2 separate regions of the Homo sapiens genome follow, and region 1 is linked to region 2. A link is a contact called in ENCODE Hi-C or POLR2A ChIA-PET data. All regions are on one chromosome and are shown on one strand. Each heading gives the region's core, a stretch centred on a gene start or an enhancer-like site at or near the end of the contact. The rest is flanking DNA. Distances are from core to core; before and after follow the strand shown.

Evidence for each region. A loop is a pair of places that touch in the nucleus more often than their neighbours do. ChIA-PET counts read pairs that join two places held with the same protein, here RNA polymerase II (POLR2A). Pooled maps may share reads with other maps.
Region 1: a loop to region 2 is called in a map of posterior vena cava, with 4 times the contacts of the local background. The contact joins the enhancer-like site here to the promoter of PRUNE2 in region 2. A Hi-C loop is called at or near these places in 6 of 168 maps with a recorded cell type or tissue (aorta, endothelial cell of hepatic sinusoid, heart right ventricle and 3 more) and 10 of 50 pooled maps. POLR2A ChIA-PET finds 5 or more read pairs at or near these places in 2 of 52 experiments (IMR-90 and WTC11).

The regions. Positions count from the first base shown.
Region 1 is chr9:76,833,550-76,837,285 of GRCh38, forward strand. The region is part of intron 4 of PRUNE2 (prune homolog 2 with BCH domain); the gene reads right to left. Among named protein-coding and RNA genes, the nearest start is that of PRUNE2, 71 kb to the right of the region's middle. Within about 2 kb of position 2,487, at least 4 of the 41 ENCODE cell types and tissues checked have a DNase peak (open chromatin) inside an H3K27ac peak, as active enhancers do; they include IMR-90, sigmoid colon and uterus, where a contact is called at or near this core.
Region 2 is chr9:76,904,553-76,908,535 of GRCh38, forward strand. PRUNE2 (prune homolog 2 with BCH domain) reads right to left here and starts at 1,562. Exons shown (of 19, transcript NM_015225.3): 1 at 1,376-1,562. The coding sequence starts at 1,411. RefSeq lists a silencer at 1,632-1,691.

The DNA of each region.
Region 1 (3,736 bases), core at 1,237-3,736, 70 kb before region 2:
AGTCAGGAGATCGAGACCATCCTGGCTAACACGGTGAAACCCCGTCTCTACTTAAAATACAAAAAGTTAGCCGGGCCTGGTGGCAGGCGCCTCTAGTCCCAGCTACTTGGGAGGCTGAGGCAGGAGAATGGGGTGAACCCGGGAGGCGGAGCTTGCAGTGAGCCGAGATTGCGCCACTGCACTCCAGCCTGGGCGACAGAGCAAGACTCCATAAAAAAAAATAAATAAATAAAAAATTTAAAAAAAAATACAGAAAGCAGACGTCACAGTTAATTGTGGAATACTGAAAGACTTCCACTTCAAATCAGGAATGAGACCAAGATGCCGGGTTTTTTTGTTTTTTTTTTTTTAAGATGGAGTCTTGCTTGGTCGCCCAGGCCGGAGTGCAGTGGCTGCAATCTTGGCTCACTGCAACTTCCGCCTCCCAAGTTCAAGCGATTCTCCTGCCTCAGCCTCCCGAGTAGCTAGGATTACAGGCATGTGCCACCACACCTGGCTAATTTTTGTATTTTTAGGAGAGACGGGGTTTCACCATGTTGGCCAGTCTGGTCTCAAACCCCTGACCTCAGGTGATCCGCCCACCTCAGCCTCCCAAGGTGCTGGGATAACAGGTGTGAGCCACCGTGCCCGGCCCCAAGATGCCTATTATTCTTATTCTTACTCAACACCACACTGAATCCTAACCAGAGTGCAATAAGGCAAGCAAAAGAAGTAGAAAGTATAAATAAAGGAAAATAAAGAATAAACACTGTCTTTCCTCATAGATGACACAATTATGTGTGCAAAAAAAGCTCAAAGAATCTACAAATGAACTCAGGATAGTCAGTAAATTTAGCAAGTTTGCTGCATTAAGGTCAATAATACAAAATTACCTGTATTTCCATAAATAATCACAATTAAAAATCAAAAATTTAGAAATGCAATAGAATCAAAATATTAAATACTTAATGTGCCCTGGCTTACAGTCAAACCAAGAATCCAGTTTCTTTGATTTGGGGATCTTATTTTTTAAAGACATAAAATGGAAAGGCAGTATTAAGAAATTAACCTAACAGATATTACATTAAACAGAGACCTATGGAATAATTTAGTGAAAACAGACATCTGATATTGGCTTATAGTTAAGTTTGATATGACTATTACAAAGGAGATGATATACTGATAAAAGTATGAAAACTAACTCAGAAAAATGCTCATGATACTCTGAGCTATTTTGACTGCACAAAAACAGCTACAGCCCAACTTTATCCCAGGAACTCATCTTTGGCAAATTTTTCTACCTTACATTAGAAACCCATTTAGTTACAAACTTATTTTTCTGTATCATGACTTACAGCAGCCAGAGACACCTCTCAGCAAATTGAAACCTATTTTTGTAGCAAGCACTGACCTAACTTACAGCAAATTTTGCAGAATGAAAGAAATACTGAAATCCATAAGGACGTACCCCAAAGTATCTTAGCTATTCATAGGCAGGGTAGAGGGAAGGAGCGATTAACAGCAAGCAACAAAGAAAGCAATTATGAGGAAATAGTAACAAACACTTCATTCCATTAGAAAAGAAAGCAAACACAATATTCTTTGCTCAAAAGAATGGAGAAGTGAAGGACCTCTTGCCAAAAGCAATTGCAGTGCATTAATATTAAATATGATCTAATGAAGTCAGAAATTGTTTGGGGAAAACATTCAACACAGTAAAGGCGTATTCTGCATGACAAATTCTTAACAGAAAAGAAGGGTCTTAAATCTTTTTTTCTTTTACATAGGATTGATTTTTTTCATATTGAAAAAAAAGTAAGGAATGAATAACAGAGAGAAAGAGGGAGGAGGAAAATGGAAGGAGGAAAAAGAAATACAACTTAGTTTACGTTTTTGTCTGAAGAGGTATAAAAAGAAGCCTCTTTTTATACTGCCTACTATTTTATTAACTGCCTACTATTTTCATAACTTTAAAATGTCTGAATTTAAGAATAAAGATTATCTTTGTGTGACAGAAGAAATAGTGAACACTCTGAGGTTGAGGAATCATTTTGGTTTTATAACTAGCAGAAACAATCACTTCTTCCCCCTACCCCTAGTATCTTCTTCCTAAGTGAAACAGCCCTCCGTCTTCGTAAGCAAAACAGGCAATGTAATTCCCTCTGGATTTTGTAACCATTTCAGGAGAGAGATGATTCACTCTTTGGGCAAGAGAGAGAGAGAGAAAAAAAATATCTGGCTCTGTTCCTTTCCTATTTGACCTCCTTAAAAGGATCTTTTTGAAGCTGTTAATCCAGGCTACTAAAATAGCAAGCAACTATTCTTTATTAAAGGTCAAATGAAACTACCAATAGGAAGGAGAGAGTTTGTTTAAATTTTAAAAACCTGGGATATTAGTTTTTCACTTAGTCCTAGGCTAAGAACAGTCGCTTTTCTTTCTCTCTTTGTCTTGTGGCTCCTGTCAAGGCCTTACACAAATAAAAGTGAAAGGCCATTTGGGTAAAGTGTGGTCTTGATCTAAGCATGCCTGGTAATCAGTGGCTGAAACCTCATTGCCAGCTGGTTCCCAGAAACACACACGCACACAAATACAAATGTGCACGCATACAATCCCCAATGTGATGATTCAGCAATTTAATGGATCTTAAATTTGGCAGTAGTCCTCTAGCACACATCTCTGGAGAAATAAACGAATACAGGTGAGGACTCTGGCGGGTCTGTAACTGTTCACTTTTGGCACAAACCCAGGGCATAACTAAGCACCAACTTTAGCCACCATGACTGTATGATGTGACTTTATGGAACATTCATGCCTTGGAAAATGAACACAAAAAAATCTTAGAATCAGATAGGGGGAGGGAGAAGCCCAAGAACAGGAGAAGGAGAAAAGAGAGAAGAGAAAGAAAGCAAAGAAACAAAGAAGAACCTCAGCAAAAATAGGTGGGCAAGGAAGGGGAGAAGCTAAAAGATTTTCTTTCCAAAACTCAGGGCCATTTATGATCTCATCTTTATGAGCACGTTCCCTTCTTACACAAATAATTAGAAAGTAATGCTACATAAGTACGTGCCTTTCCAAATGAAAGTGGATACTAATGATTTGTTTCCTGAAATTTCTAAGTTTGGGGGTATATCCTACTAAAAGGCAACAGCAAGACCTAGCTATTGTAAGAAGTATTAATTTTGAAAAGTGCAAATTATTTCTATTTTGTTAAATCCCCCACAAAGCCTGAACACATTTTGGTCATAGATGAGTCACCTGTTGACATTTATCCATGACTGTCCTGCTAGGGCCCAAAGCAGAGTGACGGGGGACATTATTAGAAAAACACAAGCACGTTATTTCTATGCTGGCAACATGACACATACCTCTAATTAGTATACAAATGATCTTTTTAACGACATCCGTAATAATCAAGTTCTACCTCAATGTTTGAATAAAATAATATACCATAATGCAAACATTGATATGTAGCTACAGCTGTGTATAAGACTAAAAAGATTCAAATATGATTGAATTTAAATATGTATTTTTTAGATTTAGAGAAAAACATCAGCATGCATAGAAAAGAAATTTGGAGCAGAAAATGAGGTTGCTAGACTAAAGGTAAAGCTGATTAAAAAAATGAAGTTATTGGCCGGGCACAGTGGCTCTCTGCTGTAATCCCAGAACTTTGGGAGGCCAAGGCGGGCGGATCACAAGGTGAAGCGATTGAGACCATCCTGGCCAACATGGTGAAACCCCGTCTCTACTAAAAAT
Region 2 (3,983 bases), core at 312-2,811:
GGTAAAGAACAGAACATGTACTTATACTATCAGAAATGCCAAATACTTACTTGAGTTTCTGAAATTAGTATTTTCATCCATGTGCTCTAGTAAAACTATAAAAGGGTCAATAAACACAGAGATGATCACAAACTTCCTCAACTCGGAAATCTCCACAAACGTTCAACTCTCTGGGAGGTTTCAGGTAGAAAGTTTTATATAAGCACTTATCAACTTTAATGGTCTTTTACAAGATAGTTACAGTTAGACCATTGTAAGGATCACACTTCCGTCTGCACTCTGAATGGTGGTTCAGGCATCTTTGGGCCCTCCCTTCCTGCACTCCCTTTGTTGTGCGAGGGTAAATGAGTTACAGTAATAACCCTGCAAATATCCTGCCTTGTGATTAAAACATTACCTTAATGCAGACTTTACATTTTGGCTTCTATGAAGGCTTAAAGGTTAAAGGCATCATAAATTATGCATTTCTTTCTATGCCAGGCCTGTAAAAGGTGCTTTTACAGTTCTTTAAAGATATTGCTTCTAAATGAGTACAGGCTTTTCTTTTTTTTTCTGCCAAAACAGAAACATTTCCATTATGTTTATTACTGCTGTGCTGGAGAGCCAAAACAGTTTGGAATTAAGAAACTGCTAGAGTCTGTTGTTTCAGAATGTGTAGCAACTGTTAACATACACAGTGGAGTTGCCCATTCACTGTTTGGACAGTGATATGGTAAACATGGGCTAACACACAGGTCTGCTCCCGGGAGAACGATGATCTGGTAAACTCCAGAACACCAACAGTTAGAGCTTTCCCCTTCTGCCTCCGCCCCAATTTACAGATGTGAACAGGAATTAGCGAGACACAAGACACACTAGAATATCCCTAACTCCTGCAGTGGAGCAAGCTCTATTCTGTGGATTCTCCAGTACCACACATGTCCTTGCTACCCAGCACCCTGACTTCCTCACTTTTGTCACCTCCAGCTGAAGTACAGTTCTAAGGGTCTCTTTTTTTCCTTTTACACTTACACGTAATGCATCTGCAGAAGGCTGGGCTCTTTATCTCAAGGAAGACCACACCCATTTATCCCTTAGCTTTCAGGAGCAAACTGCTGATTTAGGGACCGAAGCTGGACTGAAGCGACCCAACTTCAGCCAGGCCACAACCTCCTTCAGCTCTGCACCTCGTCTGGTTGCGGTGGAGGATTCTGGAGACAGATTGCCAGCTTTAAGAGCCAGAGTTCCTGAGATTTCTTCCAGGAGACAACCCGCACACCCTGATAACTCCGTGGCAAAGTTGTTTCTTCCTCCTCTGCTGCAACACCTTTTCCTCTCCACCTTTCCATTAGCATACGCGCGCGCGCACACACACAGCTTTGCTCACTCAACTTACCAGTTTAGATTTGGCGCGTTGCAAAAATTCTTCCATGTCGTGGCTAGGGGTTTGGAACCCGGGTACTCGGAGGGGCGCAGTGGAAAATCTCGGCCCAAGGAAGACGAGCGGGGTCCCGGGAAAGTGGCCCGCCGGGGCGCAGCGACCGACTGCTCCCTCCTGCCGCTCTGAGGCGGCTGCGGCGGAGGCTGTGCTTGCGCCCTCGACCGTCTCGCCCAGGGCTCCCCGCCCCACCCCTCGCCCGGCCGCCGGCTCTGGGCACCCGACTCTGCCCTAATAAGGAAAGTGGGTGTGCCGCCCAGGAGCCCCGGGGCGCGCCGGGCACGCTCTCTGGCACGCGCCTCGGGCGCCGTGGCGCGTGGGCGGAGGTGCAGGGGTATGGCGAGGGGCTCCTCCGCCAATCGCAGGGCCGTGCTGCGGCCTCCTGACGTGGCGCGCCGAAAGCTGCTGCAACCATGGACAGCGCCCAGAAGTGCGAGCCAAGTGCAAGGGGCTGCTGCAGAGGGAGGCTCTGCCGCAGGCACCGCCGCGGTCAGCGGGGGAAGGTGGGAAGAGGGAGACGGGTCCCAGGAGAGCCCCCGCCTCGCCCAGCGCCTCACTGGCTGGCTGGCGCGTTACGGAGCACTCCGGCGGTCACTTAATGATCTGGTCGGCTGGCCTGGCCGGGGGAGGCACTCAGCTAGATTGGCGTGGGAGGGACGAGGAGAGAAAGAGGGGAGTTACTGCTGAGCTAAAAGCAGTACGACCTTGATGGATAATAATCAGAAGAGCAGGCTAGGAGGTTGGGCGAGGCTGCGTCTTTCCTCCCTACCATGAAAACATGTCCACACAACAATGGGCATCCACAGTTCACCCCAACTAGGTGCCCTTATGTCAGCCCTGGGACTAATGCATAGATACATCCTTCTGCAGTTCCCATCCACTGACATGTACCCTCAGGGAAAGCTGGGGCAATAGAACCTTGCTAAGGTGAGGTGCAGTCTGCAGACCGGCAACATCAGCATCGCTGATCTTATAGAAATGCAGAACCTCAGTCCCCTGCTCCTACTTACCAAATCAGAATCTGTGTGTTTCTATGAGACCCTCAGATGATTTCTATGCTTGTTAAAGTTTAAGAAGTACTACAATGAACAAATGAACTTATATCTACAAACCTTATTTTAAATCATGGGGTTTTGTTGTATGTAGCCTTGTCCGGTCCCCAAACACACTACATCAGGCTTTCTCTGACCTCTGGGCTTTTGCACACCACCTGTAAGATCCTTCCAGCCCTTGTCCTAGCCCCCAGCCTCAGCTGTTCTACAGAAGTAGCCTCAACCCTGACTGCACAGTAAAATCACATCGTAATCACCTGAGACTTGAGAAAGTACTGATACCAGGGCTTTATCCCAGTCCAATTAAATTAATATCTCTGGGCATGGGGCCACAGCATTTCTGTGGAAAGTGACCCAAGTGATTCTAATGTGCAGTTCAGGTGTGATGCTCTGATTCTCGATGAACTTTACATGTATCTAAATCACTTAGAGGGCTTGATGAAACACAGATTTCCGTGCCCCATCCTTAGAATTTTAGCCCTAATAGGTGTGGCTTAATGGGCCTGAGAATGTCCATGTATACAATCTCCCAGGGTTTGCCGATGCTGCTGATCCAAAAACCACACTTTGACAGTGAGTGGCGTAGAAGTTCTCTTTCTCCAGAAAGCCTCCCCAACACACTTTTCCCTTCCCATCCCCAGACTGAGTTGGTTGCCCCTTCTGTATTCCCTCATAGCAACTTACATTTTCCACTCTGCTATAAATTGCATAATTATTTGTCTATGTCCTCCACCAGGCTGTGAGCTCTGTAAAGACAGGGACCTTGCCTGTCTCATTCACTGATGGAACCCTAACATGATGTATGTTCATGTCATATACAGGTCCTCAATAAATATGTTTTAATGAAAAAAGGTACATATGGAAGGGTTTTTTTTTTTTTTGCTCTATTTCTCCTGTCTCAATGTGTGTCTGTTTTCTTGTCTGTCTCTGTGTGTATATGTGTGTCTCATGATCCAATTATTTTTTATTCAGAAGGATCCAATGAAAACAAATCAGCAGGGTCCACAGATCTGATTAAAGGAGAGTGATAAGAATATTAAGCTCCAGGTGACATTCAGGGGTGGGCTTTGTGGAAGCTGGAGATTCTGTCTGCTTTCTGTACTGACTTAAGTAATTTAAAACCAACCAGGTAAAGCAAGTATTTTGTCAGCCTTTAAATCTGTGAAGTTGCACACAATTCAAGTAACATTACTGAGAAAAATTCTAGAGAATGCCTTGCCTCTGACTTCACTGGGGAATTTAGCACCAATTACATAATACTGTTTTATTCCTCTAGCTTTGGCTTATAAATATTCTAGGTAGGTATCACACATCCTTGAAATGTTAAAAAAAAATTCTGATGGACTCAAATTCCAACATCAATCTCCCCATCTTTTTCTCCACCAATAATGTCCCTTCAAAAGTTTATCAAAATTAACATTTTCTATGAAACCTTCCTAAGCTGACCACCTATATTAGCTTCCTGGGGCTGTTTTAACAGAATCTCACAAATTCAGTGGCTTGAAACAACATAA